Regions from separate parts of the Homo sapiens genome. Here region 1 is linked to region 2. Evidence: chromatin loops called from intact Hi-C (ENCODE). Cell type or tissue: Caco-2. All regions are shown on one strand. Each heading gives the region's core, and the rest is flanking DNA. Links, peaks and the distances in the headings are about the cores only. Region 1 holds the start of PLAAT5 (phospholipase A and acyltransferase 5). Region 2 overlaps ATL3 (atlastin GTPase 3).

Region 1 (8,337 bases), core at 314-8,313, 130 kb before region 2:
TATATATCTGATGACGTACTTGTATACAGAACTTCTGAAGAACTCTCAAAACATACAAACCAATAGGAAAAAATGGGCAAAAGATTTGAACACTTCACCAAAGATTATATATATGGATGGCAAATATACGCATGAAAAGACGTTCAACATTATTAGTCATTAGGAAAATGCAAATGAAAACCACAATGAGATACCTACACATCTATTAAAATAGCTAAAATTTAGAAGATTTTGACCATGCCAAATGCTGATGAACTGGAACTCTTATAAACTGCTGGTAGGAATGTAAAATGATACAACCACTGTGGAAAACAGTAAGTTAAGGTTAGAGCTCTTTTAGAATTTGTCTGGCAGGCTTGGAAAGCCCCAAAAAAGAAAAAAAAAATGTTAAGGAAAACAGTAAATTAAATATACATCTACCACATGACCTAGCCATTTCATTCCTACATATTCACCCAAGAGGAAAAAATATACAGTCTGCACAAAGACTCGTACATAAATGTTCAAGCAGATTTGTGATAGTCAAAAACTAGTAACAACTCAAATGCTCAATCAACAGGTGAACACATAAACAAGAGTGGTATATCCATACAATGAAATACTGCTCAGTAATAAAAAGGAATGAACTGTTGATAAAAAGCAACAACATGGATGTCAGTCAAAATAGTTATATGGGCTGGCTGCAGTGGCTCATGCCTGTAATCCCAACACTTTGGGAAGCCGAGGCGGGAGGATCATGAGGTCGGGAGATCGAGACCATCCTGGCTAACACAGTGAAACCCCGTCTCTACCAAAAATACAAAAAATTAGCCGGGCATGGTGGCAGGTGCCTCTAGTCCCAGCTACTCGGGAGGCTGAGGCAGGAGAATGGCGTGAGCCCAAGAGGCAGAGCTTGCAGTGAGCCAAGATCACGCCACTGCACTCCAGCCTGGGCGACAGAGCGAGACTCCATCTCGAAAAAAATATATATAGTTATATGAAGGAGACAGACAAAGAAGTGCACATACAATATGATTTCATATAAATCTCTAAAAATGTGAACACATCTATGGTGACAAAAAGCATATCAGTTGTTGCCTGGGGATGGGAGTGGTATGGGAAGAGAGAGGGATTACAAAAGGCACAAAGAAACTTTTGTAAATGACAGAGATTATTCATTATCTTGATTGTGGTGAAGATTTGACAGGATATATATATAGATGTCAAAATGTATCAAACTATACACTTCACTGGCATATATATATGCCAAATTTATCAAATTGTATATTTTAGATATGTGGAGTTTACTATATGTCAATTACACCTCAATAAAACTGCTTTAAAACAAAGCATAACCAACATCCCAAATCAGGATATTTATTAGACCATCTAAACCAAGTTTGTCCAACCCGCAGCCCACAGGCCACATACAGCCCAGGACAGCTTTGAATGTGGCCCAACACAAATTTGTAAACTTTATTAAAACATTATGAGACTTTTTTGTGGGTTTTTTTTTTTTTTAAGCTCAACAGCTATCGTCAGTGTTAGTGTATTTTATGTGTGGCCCAAGACGTTTCTTCTTCCAGTGTGGCCCAGGGAAGCCTAAAGATTGGACACCCCTAGAAACAAAGTAAAATACAATATGTAGAGAAGTTGCCAGGAGGTTAAAGATAGTCACTTTGAGAATTCTTGTTACACCTACCTCAGCTGCTTGCTTTATTAACTTGCCTTCATTCTCAGGCTTTGGAATTGAACTCCAGTCTGCTTTCTGGCTGGGTGTGGTCTCCAAGCTAACTACAGCCTTCTCCCTAAATGATTTTGCAATCACAAAGTTAACAAATATCACTATTTCATAATTATTGGAAAATCTGTATTACAGATTTGTGATTTTTAAGATGGCTTTTGGTTTGGAGACTGTAGGGAACATTTCCCCCCGTTTGTTTCTGTGAACCCATTAGCTTTCATACAAAAGAATTGCTGTTTGCTGGTTTTCTGACAATTGTTCAAATGCTAATGATAGCAAGAAGCAGTTTTGGGGGTTTTTATTTTTTAATTTGCTAATAATGTCTTTTTAATGTTTATCAAAGTGATACTTGCACATGGTTTCCAGTACATAAGAATTTATAATGAAATGCAAGGAGCCTTCCTCCTTTCCCTTTTCATCCCAGCCCTACTGCCCAGAGGCAAACCCCTTGAACTCTTTCTTCCAATAATTAGCCCCAGATTTCTAAGAAAGCTTGATAAGCCACAACACTGCAACTGCAAGTAATATGAATGAAATCAGTATATTTCTCCCTTGAAACAAAATGTTACAGGAGAGGACAGAAATGAAAGGCAAGAATATGCTTTCAAGCATATTAAATTAAGGTAGTATAGTAGAGTAAAATACTTCGAAGCCAAAAGATCTAGGTTTGAATCCTAGCTTTCATGATTGCTGTCCCACCTTGAGCTAGTAAATTAATGTCTGACTCTCAGCTTGATTATCTTTAAAAATAGAGATGAAAATGTGTCTCACAGTGGTCAAGAAGGTGAAAGGACACAGCACATGTAAACATCTGGTATACCACCAACTCAGAAATGACTTTTTCTTTACCTTTTCCCATGCTTTAAACTCTTCTCCAGAAAAAAATAGTGTGTGGGGCAGAGGGGACACCCCTCATTTTCAGTAGAGCTCCTCTCCAAAATTTCAGCCCCTCGGAATTTTTTAAAGCAGCAATCATCATGTTGTTAATGAAAGTGAATTCAGGAAATCTGCCAAAGGCCGACTCATTGTTCACTGATTAGTGAGACCAAGGACAATACTGTAAGCCTCCTGCTAAAGCCATTCATTTCTCTGGGGTCTAGAGAATGGCCTTGTGGCTAGAAACAGCTGCAACGCATGCCTGTGGCCAGCAGGTCCCAAGCCCAGTACCATCTGTTATCACCCAGGATCACACCAGCCTTCCCCTTGCTGGGTACCGGCTGGCTGGTTCACACAAAAACCACCTCTGGGTTTGTTTTACAGAACTGCATTCCAAGTCAATTCTCCAAAAGATTTCTTCCACCCAAAGACCCCAACCTTACAATCTTCTTACCCTTGCTGGATGCTTCTGCCCTGTTCTAATGTGCCCGGCGGAGGCTGCTTGGCTGGGAGCTGGACCAACGCTGCGAATCCCACGGATTCTTCTAATTCAAGGGGGGAAATGCTATTTAGACCTGTGAAAGGAGAGTTCGAGCAAGCACCTTGACCGCTACGGAGAGTGGGCTCAGAGCTCTAGTCTAGCATCGTGCCTGGCCCCTGGTTAGGCCTCAGAAAATCTTGGGATGAATGGAGAGGGTTGTGGAACTAGGTGCTGGAGCGGGTTCAGTTCCTCTGCCAAAGAGAGACTTTGGGATTCCTGGGAACGGAATCGGGGAGAGGATGAAGAAGGGCGCCTCGCCTCTATCCTAAGCCCGATGGGAGGAACCTCTGCCGAGCCAGAGCCGGTCTTAACACCACCCTCCGGAGCTGCCACCACTGCCTCACTTCCATATGAGATATAGCGGGAAGGAGGGAGTGGCTGCCTGGCTCGCTTTGATTAGCTTTATAACAAGCGGTCGTTCTGAAATACTCGCTCATGATGGCTAACAGACAACACAATCGCCAAATGTCTTAAGAAAAGGAGCTTTGAGGGTAACCGCCCGCTGGGACCTGAAGGACAATTGCGGATTGTCCTTCAGCCGCATTCTTGGGGCTGACCTGAGTGGGGCACAGCTGAACGTCTGAGCGCAGGCGGCTGGTCCTTGGGCCCGGTACTGGCGGTTCGCGAGGCGGGTTTGGGGAGGGGTGGGGGAATCCTAGGGAGGCGGAGCGCGTACTCCCCCTCGGCGCCCGGGCTCAGGCCCATCCCGCCTCTGCGGCCTCGCCGGCCCCCAGGCCTTGCAGGGGACTACGCCCCTGGCGAGTTCCCAGTCGGCGCGGCCCCTGGTCGGCGGAGCCGCGGAAGCTTGGGCACTGGGGGCGGCTCGGGGAGGAACCGCGGAGGGGAAAGCGCCGCGGGCTGCAAACGGCAGAGGCGCGCGGGGTGGCGACAGTGGCGCGGGCGCAGTGAGCGCGTCCGAGAACAGAATGGGACGAAACGGGGCGCTTAGAGGCCCGGGAATCTGTGGGTCTTTTAGGCGGAGAGGGGCGAAGGAGGTTATTCGTTTTGGGGAAGGTCATGGAAACAGCAAAGGCTCAGAGGTGGTGCCTAAAGTGGCTGGAGAAGCTGAACGGTTTGGAACAGAGGCGTGACTTGGAGGGGTAAATGGAGACCAGATTAGGAAGCCTTGGGAGGCACAATCAGGGGTTAAAATCTTGAACAATTCAGAGTTGTTTTATTTTTAAAAATATATAGAAAATGAAATCTACACTTACGTAATAGATAACTTATGAAAAAGTACATGGAATACACATGTTGCAGTCTTGCCAATGTACCTTAATGTAGCAGTTTCTCCTTGTCTGGACTGATACCCGGGATTCTTTGTCCTACTCCAAGAAAATTAAGGAACGGGACATAAGGTGAGGTGGGAGCGAAAGTTTAATAAGCGAAAGAAGAAAGCTCTCCACAGTGAGCTGAGTATGCAAGTGGATTGCCCTGTTACAGCTGAATTCAAAAGCTTTTGCAAGAAAATCTCTTATCTCTGTAGTAGTTTGAGTAACTTCTCTTATCAGTAAAGCTGTCTTACGCAGCTGTGGTTATGTATCTATGCAAGCACAAAGCACCGCCTTTTTTGTTTGCATAACTGTGGGTTTGTTTTAGGTAAGCCCCCCTCCTCCCTGTGAAAGTTCCCACCATGTATATGCCTGAAAAGGGGAGAAAACTTTCCTGGGAGCTCCCTAATTATACAAAGAACAAAAGGCTTCTGTGCTGGACCCTGTCTGCTTATCTGTGTGCAGGTGGAGCCTGAGTTTTTTACCAGGTTGTTTTATTTTTGCCTGTTGCTGTGACTTTTCAGGCAGGCCGCTTCTGCATTGAGTCTTCCCCAACTGATTTTCTCTTTCCTTCTCTCTCGCACACAGTTAGGAAACATAATGTAATTACTACCCATGACAAAACCATCCTACGTAAGAAATGGAACATTCCTAGTACAGATGCTCCCCACCTATGGATTCCTTCCTTATCCCTTCTCCCTCTGCACGCCCAACGTCTATCCTGACCTTTGTGTCTGTCATACCCTCACTTTTTAAAATAGTTTTTTAAATCGCTTCTTTGTATCCCTAATACATCACTTTGTTTTGCTTCTCTGAAACTTTATAAAAATGGTGCTATGGTCTGGGTGTTTGTGACTCCATAAAATTCATGTGCTAGAATTCTAACCCCCAAAGTGATGGTATCAGGAGATGGGCCCTTTGGTCATGAGTGGGATTCATAAGAGCCCTTATAAAGGAGGTCCTGCAGAGCTACCTAGCCACTTCCACCATGTGAGAACACAGCAGTTGCTGAGACCAGTCCCTCACAAGACAGGAATCTGCTGGTGCCTTGATCTTGGACTTCCCAGCCTCCAGAACTGTGAGAAATAAATTGTTGTTGTTTATAAGCCACCCAGCGTATGGTATTTTGTTATAGCAGCCCAAATGGACTAAGACAAATGGTATCATGCTGTTAAGTTCTCTTCTGCAATTTTCTTCTTTCAAAGTTGTTTCTATAATACATACACAGTGCTGTATAGTCCTGTAATTCATTTTCACTGCAGTAAAATATTCCACTATGTGGCTATACCACAATTTATTGACCTAGTGATAAAGCCACTTGGTGATTTGTTGGTTCTTTTTTTTTTTTTTTTTTTTTTCAATTTGGGGTTGGAAACAATTGAGAAGAACCCAATTTGTATCCTGGTGTATGCATGCAGACATCACACAAGATGTAATACCTAGGAGTATATACAAATATCCAACTTTACAATAAAACACTAGAACTATTTCCCCAATTGGTGGTCCCAATTTCACTTCTACCAGCAATGGGTAAGATTTATTAATTTACATCCTCACCAACACTTAGTATTGTCACACTTCTTGATTTTTCCAGGTGAGTGAATGTAAAATAGTATTTCACCAGCGTTTTAATTTGCATTTCCCTGATCACTAATAAAGTTGAGACCTTTACATATATTTATCACATTCCCTCTTTTTAAAAGTGTCTGTTCATGTCCTTTGCCCATTTTTCTTTGGAGTTGTGTTCTTTTTGATTTGTAGAGCTCTTTGTATATTCTTGATACTCATCTTTAGTCAGTTATACTTGTTTACACACATTTTCTTGCAGTTCATGGCTTGTCTTTTCACTTTCTTCATGATGTCTTCTGACAAGTAGAATTCATGTCTTTTCTTTTGTGGTCAGCTCCCTATCTTTTCATGAAGTCTTTCTTGCCCTGAATTCAGAAAACATTCTCTTATATTTTCTTTTTTTTTTTTTTTTTTTTTTTTTTTGGAGATGGAGTCTTGCTCTGTCGCCCAGGCTGGAGTGCAGTGGTGCTATCTTGGCTCACTGCAAGCTCTGCCTCCCGGGTTCACGCCATTCTCCTGCCTCAGCCTCCTGAGTAGCTGGGACTACAGACGCCCACCACCATGGCCAGCTAATTTTCTTTTTTTTTTTTTTTTTTTTTTTGTATTTTTAGTAGAGACAGGGTTTCACCATGTTAACCAGGATGGTCTCGATCTCCTGACCTCATGATCTGCCTGCCTTGGCCTCCCAAGTACTGGGATTACAGGCGTGAGCCACCGTGCCTGGCCAGATAGTCTCCTATATTTTCTTGAAAATGTTTTTAAATTTTGCCTTTTTCGCTAATCCATTTGGAATTGATTTTTGTATATGTGGGAGGCAGGGATCCAACTTCATTTTTCCTCATATGAATAACTGTCTCAGCATCACTTGTTGATAGTTTCCACTTCTTCATAGATGAACAAGGCCACCTCTGTCCTGCATAATGCTTTGAAAGAGCAGGAATACTGTTGACTCTATTCAGTATCACTGATAAATGTATCTGTCTTTGTGCTACTATCATGTGGTTTTAATTGCTACATCTTTATGATAAATCTTGATGTACAAATATCTCAAGATCCCTCCTTACTTATTCTTCCTCAGGAACTTCTCAACCATGCTTGAGCTTTTGCCTTTCATTATAAATTGCAAAACTAGTTTGTCAAGTTGCTCAAAATACCCTATTGGCATTTTGCTTGGAATTACAGTAAATCAATAAATCAGCTTGGCAATTTTGGCATCTTTACAAAATTGTTTCTTTCAGTTAATAATGTATTCTATCTCTCTATTGTTAGGTTTTAAAACCTTTCAATGAATTCTTCTAATATTCTTCATAAATATCTAATCTTAGTATATTGCATTTTCCCTCTACTTATTTGGAAGTTTACACTGTATTCTTTTACTTATTGCCCTTGAAATTTTAACATGTATGCTTAAGTCTAAAATTAATATCCTAAACAATCCTCTGAAACAATGTAAGGACCTTGGAACACTTTCACTCTAATCTTTCCTACCCATGCTATTTTAGTCTGCCCCTTTTTAATCCCCAATTCACATTATTATTACCATTATTATATTAGGCAGACATTCTTTTAGATTTGCCTATATGTTTGCCACCACCTTTGCTCATCATTCCTTCTTGCATCACAAACCTTCTGTCTGAGGTCACCTTTCTTCCCAAAATACAGATGGGCCTTGAAGGTCCTATAGTGAAGTTCTATTGGTGATTAACTGCTGGTTCTCACGGTGCTGAGATGAGGACCTCAGTGCTTCCTGTGACACCATGTGGAGGAGCTGAGATGGAGAAGCAGAAGGACTTCTAATTCTGGAAAGGCCTGTTAAATTAAGCTTAGCCTAAAGCTGCCTCCTTACGTATTTTAAGTTCAGCCTAAAGGTTTCTCTGTACATAGTGAAATGTAACTTAACTGGATGTGTAAACAGACTATAACCTACTCTTGTGCCAGCCACCGAGTTTTAGCCAACTGTTCAAATCATGTTCAAATAAGGCAAATGCCAAGCTGTAACCCGTCCAGCTGTTGCTGTACCTCACTTGTTTCTGTATATCACTTTCCTTTTTCTGACCATAAATCATCTTCGACAATGCAGTATCACTGGAGTGTCTCTGAATCTCCTGTGATTCGACAGGTTGCCTGATTCATAAATTATTTGCTCATTTAAACTATGTTCAATTTAATTTGTCTTTCTTTTGACACGCCCAAAGGGAGACCCAGGTGCCTCTCTGGCGGTGGGGGGTGAGAGTCCTCAGTGGCAGAGAGTGTTGGAATGAAAGAACTTTGCCTGCACACTGTCTCTATGGAGACCACATACACAAAGGCCCCCAGCACAAGAGAACTACGCAGAGCTGGAGGGAGTCCATGGACTG
Region 2 (8,337 bases), core at 213-8,212:
CAGGATGTCCGGACCAAATCCTGACCCTGCCACTTACTATAATAGTTGTAGGGCCCAGGCCATGTTTTCTTCTCTGAACTGTTTGTCTGTAAAATAGGGCCTTAGTGATATTGTATAATGTTTAAGAATACATTCCCTGGCAGGGCGCAGTGGCTCACGCCTGCAATCCCAGCACTTTGGGAGGCTGAGGCGGGAGGATCACGAGGTCAAGAGATCGAGACTATCCTGGCCAACATGGTGAAACTCCATCTCTACTAAAAATAGGAAATTAGCCGGGTGTGGTGGCACACACCTGTAGTCCCAGCTACTTGAGAGGCTGAGGCAGGAGAATCGCTTGAACCCGGGAGATGGAGGTTGCAGTGAGCCGAGATATGCCACTGCACTCCAGCCTGGGCAACAGAGTGAGACTCTGTCTCAAAATAAAAAAATGTAAAAAAAAAAATACATTCCCCAAAGACAGAGCAACAAATGAAATGATGCTTATAAAGTGCTGAGCCCTCAGATCACGAGGTCAGGAGATTGAGACCATCCTGGCTAACATGGTGAAACCCCGTCTCTACTAAAAATACAAAAAATTAGCTTGGAATGGTAGCAGCGCCTGTAGTCCCAGCTACTTGGGAGGCTGAGGCAGAATGGTGTGAACCCGGAAGGCGGAGCTTGCAGTGAGCTGAGATCGTGCCACTGCACTCCAGCCTGGGTGACAGAGGGAGACTCCGTCTCAAAAAATAAAATAAAATAAAATAAAATAAAAATAAAGTGCTGAGCCTGACGTCTGGCACGTGGTAAATCCTCACACAACACACGGTGGCTGTTATTAACATGAGAATAGGTATGTGCCCATCAACATCACATGATCTTCACCAGCTTTCTGACAAGGAGACTCAGAGGCAATATAAATACCATAGCTTTATGTGCCTTATCACTCATCAAACAAATTACGGAGCACCCTGAGCCAGGGACTGACTATAAGGTCATCCAAACCCAGGATGGACAGGTTCGGTTTTGAGGCAGCCGGGCTGACTTCTGCCTTTCCTCACCCTCTGCTTCCAGAAGCACCCAGATGTCACCTCCCTTATCTTTTCCTGTTGCTGTGCCAGAAAAAAAGCAAAACAAAACCAAAAAAAAATCATACTGGGAAGGGGGAACAGTACTGAGGGCTATGTATTTTCACTTCTCACACAGTTCTCAAAAGAGGAGCTCTCTAAGAAAGGCCCCGGGACTTACTGAGAAACTGCCCCATGATGCCACACCATCACCAACAAGACGGTCCTTACCCCCCGCACAGAGCAGGTGGACAGGTGGACTGTGATGCCAGGATCCAACTAGTGTCCACCTCCAAAGCTTCCAGGCTTTTCTGCATAGCATGGCTATGAAGCCCCATTCCTCTTGTGATAAGGAGGAAACTATTAATTTTTTTTTTTTTTTGAGACGGAGTCTTGCTATGTCTCCCAGACTAGAGTGTTGGAGTGCAGTGGCATGATCTCAGCTCACTGCAACCTGCGCCTCCCAGGTTCAAGCGATTCTCCTGCCTCAGTCTCCCAAGTAGCTGGGATTACAGGCCCACGCTACCACGCCTAATTTTTGTATTTTTAGTACAGACAGGGTTTTATCATTTTGGCCAGGCTGGTCTCGAATTCCTGAACTCAGATGATCTGCCTGCCTCAGCCTCCCAAAGTGCTGGGATTACAGGCATGAGCCACCATGCCTGGCCAGTTTTTAAGTATTTGTAATCTCTCCATTCTCTGCCTTCTAAGGAGGATAGATGGATCCTCCAGAATCCATTGTTTTGCTGACTCTCTGAGGAGGAATAGCTGAGCAGGTGGGAGAAAATTGCACAGGCTAATTTGCTTTGCAGGCCTAATAGGCCCAATGGGGAATCTGAGCAAGCTGGGTGACACACAGGAAGGCCAGGGCAGGAGAAAGAAAGGGTGCAAGGGTGACGAGAGAAAGTGAACAGGGAAACTGCATTTTGTTTTTTTTTTTTTTTTTTTAGGGAAACTGCATTTAAAGGGAAGCTGTTTGCAATGCTTCTTTGCACACAAGGAACAGAATCCACAAAGTTCACAACAAGGAACAGAAACCACAAATTTCACAACATGACAACATTCAAAATGGGAGTATGTCTCAAGTGCTCCACCAGCCAGCTGAATGCAGGGTTTTCACAGGTGTAAAACATGTGACTATGCCAATTTTGATAGTTTCCTCTGACCAGAAAAATCAGGCTTTTATGAAAGAAACCAAAAGTGAAGTATAACTTCCTTCTGAATCCCCTTTGAAACCCAAGTCCTACTGAAGAGGAAAGAGAACAAATCCCTATTGAAATGCCCTGAAGAGCTTCCACTGCCTAAATGTGCAGCATAACCATCTCTACCTTCTCTTTAAAAAAAACATTCTAGAGGCTGGGCACGGTGGCTCACGCCTGTAATCCCAGCACTTTGGGAGGCTGAGGCGGGCGGATCACAAGGTCAGGAGTTCGAGACCAGCCTGACCAACACGGTGAAACCCCATCTCTACTAAAAATACAAAAATTAGCATGGTGGTGCGTGCCTGTAATTCCAGCTACTCAGGAGGCTGAGGCAAGAGAATCGCTTGAACCCGGGAGGCATAGGTTGCAGTGAGCCGAGATTGAGCCACTGCACTCCAGCCTAGGCACAGAGCGAGACTCTGTCTCAAAAAAAATAAGATAAAAATAAAAATAAAACATTCCAGAAGGCCAGGACTGGTGGCTCACGCCTGTAATCCCAGCACGTTGGGAGGCCAAGGTGGGTGGATCACATGAGGTCAGGAGTTCAAGACCAGCCTGGCCAACATGGCGAAATCCCGCCTCTACCAAAAATACAAAAATTAACTGGGCATGGCAGCGGGCGCCTGTAATCCCAGCTACTCAGGAGACTGAAGCAGGAGAATCGCTTGAACCCGGGAGGCGGAGGTTACAATGAGCCAAGATTGCACCACTGCACTCCAGCCTTGACGACAGAGCAAGACTCAGTCTCAGAGAAACAAACAACAACAACAAAAAAATTCCAGAACCTTTAACCTGGGAAATGTCCAGGTTTTGTGTCTCTTGTTGTTCAATGGCCATTGTTAACTGGAATTGGTTATCTGTAATGGATTATTTGTTTTGGTCTGCCCAGCAGTCTTTCATTTGGTGACTCCATGTGGTTCTGGTGGAGCTGTCAGTCATAGCACGTGGTCATCACTCTGACTACAGACACCTGCACCCTAGGTCTGGCTGGTTATAATGCCTCAGAGGCCAGGCTAGTGTTGACCATGGAAGGAGCATGACTCAAGCCAAACAAATCAGAAGCCTTCTCTGGAATGGAGATATACACACGTGTTTTTTCATAGGTAGCTCAAAAAAAAAAAAAGCCTGTTTCCTCAGGGCACATTAAAGTGGGATGACATAAACCTGGAACCACTGGTGCCTGTCCTCCCCTGGGGCATGGAGGAAACCTATCTGCAACAGCAGATAAATAGGTCACTGAACACTGAAATAAGAGCCCTGTTGACATTTGAGTTCCTCCAGTGCCTGATGTCAGCTTTACCCCTATATGTCCGATTACAAGAAACTTTTTCCCAGTTAACAATTTTTTCCTTCTTTAAGCTAATTAGAGTTGGACTTGTCTTTTGCAAAGTGATATATGATAATCAAAAGCAAGAATGTCAATGCGCCAAAGACAAGCCAGCTTGCTTGACTGCTCCCCATCTATACAGGACCGCATTCGTCACCCTGGTCCTTCCTTCTCCCCAGTTTATGCTGAGAGCGTCTACACATCAGTGTAGATGGTGGCACCCAAGTCCTGAATCTTTGTTTTCACCATACTCTTCACATCATCAGCCTCTGAGTTTGCCCCTTCCCTGCTAAACTGTGATGAACTCAAGGGCAGCACCTGGCAAAGCACCTGACACATGGTAACAACCAGGGATGGATGGTTGGATAGAGAAAGTCTGCTGATCCCACCCAGTGTTTCCAACTTGGGAAGAAATCTTTTTACTGTAGGGCTAAATGGGGTATGTCTAGCTATTTGTCGTATTTGAGAAGTTCAATTCAATCTCCTCACTGTGTCCATCAGTGAAAGAGAAAGCTTTAAGTAGAGATTTACGTTCCCTGCCCCCACCCCTGAAGAGCAACTGTTTAATCAGCTGGCTCCAGATGGGGCAACTAAATGAAAGTGCTACAAATTCAGAGGTCTTCACAAGTCCATGTTACTGTAAATGAAATTTGCGTAATTTTTTTTGAGAGACAGGGTCTTGCTGTTGCCCAGGCTGCAGTACAGTGATGGGACCGTAATTCACTGCTGCCTCCAACTCCTGGGCTCAAGTGATCATCCTGCCTCAGCCTCCAGAGCAGCTAGGACTACAGGTGCGCACCGTCATGCCTGGGTTTGTTTTTTGTTTTTTCCAGAGACGGGGTGGAAGGTGTCTCCATATGTTGCCCAAGCTGGTCTCAAAACTCTTGGGCTCAAGTGATCATCCTGCCTCAGCCTCCCGAGTAGCTAGGACTACAGGTGGGTGCCACTATGCACTTTTATTTTGTAGAGACAGAGGTGGAAAGTGTCTCCATATGTTGCCCAAGCTGGTCTCAAATTCCTGGGCTCAAGCATTTCTCCCACCTCAGCCTCCCAAAGTGCTGATTACAGGAGTGAGCCACGACACCTGGCCCTTGTGCTCACTTTTAAGCAACCCTGCCAACAATAGAGCCTTCTCCAGGACTATGCTAGTAAGACACTTGTTCAGTGTCGTTTTGTAGGACAGAGAAAGCTAACTCAAACCACATTGCCACTATCCCGTCAGAAGTCTTATTCACTTTGCCAAGCCAAACTATTTCACAGAACCTCCCATATTAAAAACACAGAGAAAGAAAACACAGATAACATGGTGTTGTGATCTTTATTCCATTAAATGATCTTACAAATTGGAGTAAAACAGAAACATGCTTTTAATATACTAATAGCATAATCTCATCCCATTGCACTTTTTAAAAACTATATTAAGTTTCAAAGCCACTCAAAGGCAAGGGTCTAGCAGACAGTACTTTTAACAAATCATTTTTTAAAATAAAAAAACCTGAGGAAAATTTGTGTATGTACAAGATTAGTATTAACTCCTTTAAGGCTTACATCCATGACAGCATGTATCTAATTAGAAAGCTATGGGAATCAATGCTACCTTCCCTTGCTCATAAAAACATTTAAACTGTAGTTCTGGCACACGAAATTTGCCCCAAAGAAAAATGTCTTTCAAAGCCCTTCTGTCCCTAGATCTGTTTTGCAAAGTTTCTGATATGGGGTACTTAGGTCACTAATGACAGGAATTAGGATCTTGTCTTCTTTCTTGTTCATTATTTTTATTTGTGGCTTAATGTTTCACCTGTATGTGAAAGATTTGGGGGTTCAAGTCACAGTGCTGAATTTTACTTTTTAAAAGAAAAACTATCAAAAATTGCTTTTAAAAAATCCTAATTACATTAGAAAATAGGATACCTGTACATTCATTTTTCAGAGAAGGCACTATGACAATGGAGAAAAACAGCTTTAAAGAGCTTAGATAATCCTCTGAATTAAAGGCATTCTTACTACTTCTGAACACAGAAAACGCCTGGGGATTGTACTGGCAAGAGACCACCTATTCTAAACCTCAGGTACAAAGTGTCCACTTGCCTCCAGACAATACTGAATTGTACTTTCTCCTTGGTACTTCCCATTCGATGAAGCAGTCTCTCTCTGTGGTCTCTGAACCACTATTTATAAAAGTGATGACTCCAGGACCACAGCCCATACCACCTGAGGCAATCCCTGGGTACAAAGCTAGGAATCTGAACTTTTTAAACAAGCCTGCTAGGTAAGTCTTATGCACTCCAAGGTAGATGAGAACCACTACCCTAAACATAGCTACAACAGGACTTACAGCAAGAAAAACCATTTGACTGCAAATATTATTTTACAATGGGCTTCTTAATGTCATTTTTAAAAATTAATCACACAAATAGTTTGTACTTTCATAACTGAAGCTTGTCTTCATTATGCCCTTATCCCTTGACTAGAATTTTGTTAAATAAAACATATGTAAGCCAGAATGACACAGCCATGTTGACAACTTGAGATGGAAGATCAAATCATCCTAAATTACATTTCAATAGTTCCAGGAAAGAAAAAAGTCCTGTGAAGACTTCCATGTAAGTTACATCATTTTTTAAAAGAACCTAGCAAAAAATTAAAAACTGTTTTATTAAAGTTTTAATTTTTAAAAAATTAAAAAATTAAAACTGTTTTATTGCTTTTGCATGGACTTGATTCAATCTACTTAATTTTGCTATAACTCATACATACATACATACTTATCCAAACTCACCCTATCCAAGGCACCATTTTACAAGCCAAGTAGAACACTGTGTGTGATCCACTAATGAAACCAACCACCAGTACAAGGCAGTATTTTTGTGTGTTTGACCAAAGCGCTTTACTTCATGTAAGAGAAAAAATAAAGCAAAACAAGGCCAGGTTCCAGTGGCTCACGCCTGTAATCCCAGCACCCTGGAAGGCCAAGACAGGCGGATTCCCAGAGGAGTTGAGACCAGCCTGGTCAACATGGCGAAGCCCTGTCTCTACTAAAAATACAAAAATAAGCCGGGTGTGGTGGCACATGCCTGTAATCCCTGCTACTTGGGAGGCTGAGGCAAAAGAATCACTTGAACCCAGGAGGCGGAGGTTGTAGTGAGCCAAGATTGCGCCACTGCACTTCAGCCTGGGTGACAGTACAAGAGTCCGTCTCAAAAAAAAAAAGGAATAAAGCGAAACACAGGCAATTTTACCAAGTATAAAAGAGGTGTTAAAACGTAAACTTCCATAGAACATTTCTTGGTATACTACGAAAATAAGGCATGACTCAGCTGGGCGGGGTGGCTCATGCCTGTAATCCCAGCACTTTGGGAGGCTGGGGGGAGTGGATCACCTGAGGTCAGGAGTTTGAGACCAGCCTGGCCAACATGGCAAAACCCCACCTCTAGTAAAAAAACAAAAATTAGCCAGGCGTGGTGGTGTACACCTGTAGTCCCAGCTACTCAGGAAGCTGAGACAGGAGAATCGCTTGAACCTGGGAGGTGGAGGTTGCAGTGAGCGAGATTGCACCACTGCACTCCAACCTGGGCGACAGAGCGAGACCTCTGTCTCAAAAAATAAAATAAAATAAAACAAGGCATGACTCTGAAGGTGTTTTATCATACATAGTAGTTTGTCTCATTTTATCTATGAGCCAATCTTACAGAAAGATTTCTCAAAGAATGAAAACTCTGATTCTACCATTTTTACTATAAGCAGCTCATTGAAATTATTTTTTCAAATTATCAACACTTAATTTATCCTGAAATATTTTAATAGAAAATTTTGGAAGCCTCCTTTTATATATTCATAGGAATGAGTTCCATATATTGTTAGGATTGTGTAAAATTAAAAATGCCTGCATGGAAAGCGGCAGAGCAACAGACACGACGCAAACAGGCACAGTCTGAGCATCTGAACCACAAGTAAAAGGTGAGAGAAGTAAAAGATATTATTTTTAACCTGGTTATAAATCTCCCCAGGATGATTTATAGCCAGTAATGATAATGCATCTTTTATTGAAAAAGCTGATATAAAATCATCAATTTACTGTTGAGAGAAAAGAGGCCAAAGAAAACTCTTAAGAACCCTCACTGAGAAAACTTTATAAAACACTTTCCAGAAGCAGAACTAAGAAAAAAAAAAAATGGTGAAGAGGACTTCCTCTGGATAATTAAACCAAGGTCTCTTTATAAGACCAAAACAGAAATGGTGAATTTAAATAGTAACTGAATCTTAAGATTTCATTAAATCATACATTATCACTTTTTTTAAAGTGACCTAATACTTTAGTATGAGTTTTCGACACATCACCCCTTCTTACCATTAAATTTTTTAAGTTATTCTGAAATCTATAAATTTACTTATAGAATGTATTAAAAGCTAAGTATGTCAATATTTACAGAGCCTGCTAATAGGTATGAACTTTCAGAGAGATAAGAGGTCACCTGAAAATGCACCAACATTTCAGAAGCAAGCTTTCAAGTTAACAGTCAAAGCTTGGTTGGCATCACTGATAAATGCAAGTAAACAAGCTGGAATTTTTCTAAAGTGTAACAGCAGTGAATAAAATAGCAAGAACTATTTGCAAGATGGCATATAAATATGAAACAATATGCTGCGAATTTAGGACTTACAAAAATACTTCAGTGGTAAAGTGTCAAAAGAAAATTCTTTGATAAAGAGATTACATGCGAAAAGGGACTTTTTTTCTACCTTCCATTCATACTTCATGTATGTA

Evidence for each region. A loop is a pair of places that touch in the nucleus more often than their neighbours do. Peaks named below come from ENCODE experiments on the same cell type or tissue, not always from the same donor. Only the 100,000 strongest peaks of a DNase experiment are listed, where the experiment ranks them.
Region 1: it touches region 2 in a loop (3-fold over the local background); 28 of 110 quality-filtered maps call a loop at or near these places.

What each region holds. Positions count from the first base shown.
Region 1 is chr11:63,487,190-63,495,526 of GRCh38, forward strand. It overlaps PLAAT5 (phospholipase A and acyltransferase 5), which reads right to left and starts at 3,978. Exons shown (of 6, transcript NM_001146729.2): 1 at 3,698-3,978; 2 at 3,054-3,144; 3 at 1,682-1,787. The coding sequence starts at 3,845. It overlaps LOC124902684 (a long non-coding RNA gene), which reads left to right and starts at 8,279. Exons shown (of 2, transcript XR_007062702.1): 1 at 8,279-8,337. It also overlaps the pseudogene LOC124902822. In Caco-2, for the core only: no CTCF peak of the experiment used is centred there; a DNase peak (open chromatin) is centred at 4,752; H3K4me3 peaks cover 628 bases.
Region 2 is chr11:63,619,211-63,627,547 of GRCh38, forward strand. ATL3 (atlastin GTPase 3) reads right to left here. Exons shown (of 13, transcript NM_015459.5): 13 at 4,877-8,337. The region is part of intron 1 of LNCROPM (lncRNA regulator of PLAAT3 mediated phospholipid metabolism); the gene reads left to right. Among named protein-coding and RNA genes, the nearest start is that of LNCROPM, 7.1 kb to the left of the region's middle. In Caco-2, for the core only: no CTCF peak of the experiment used is centred there; DNase peaks (open chromatin) are centred at 951 and 3,251.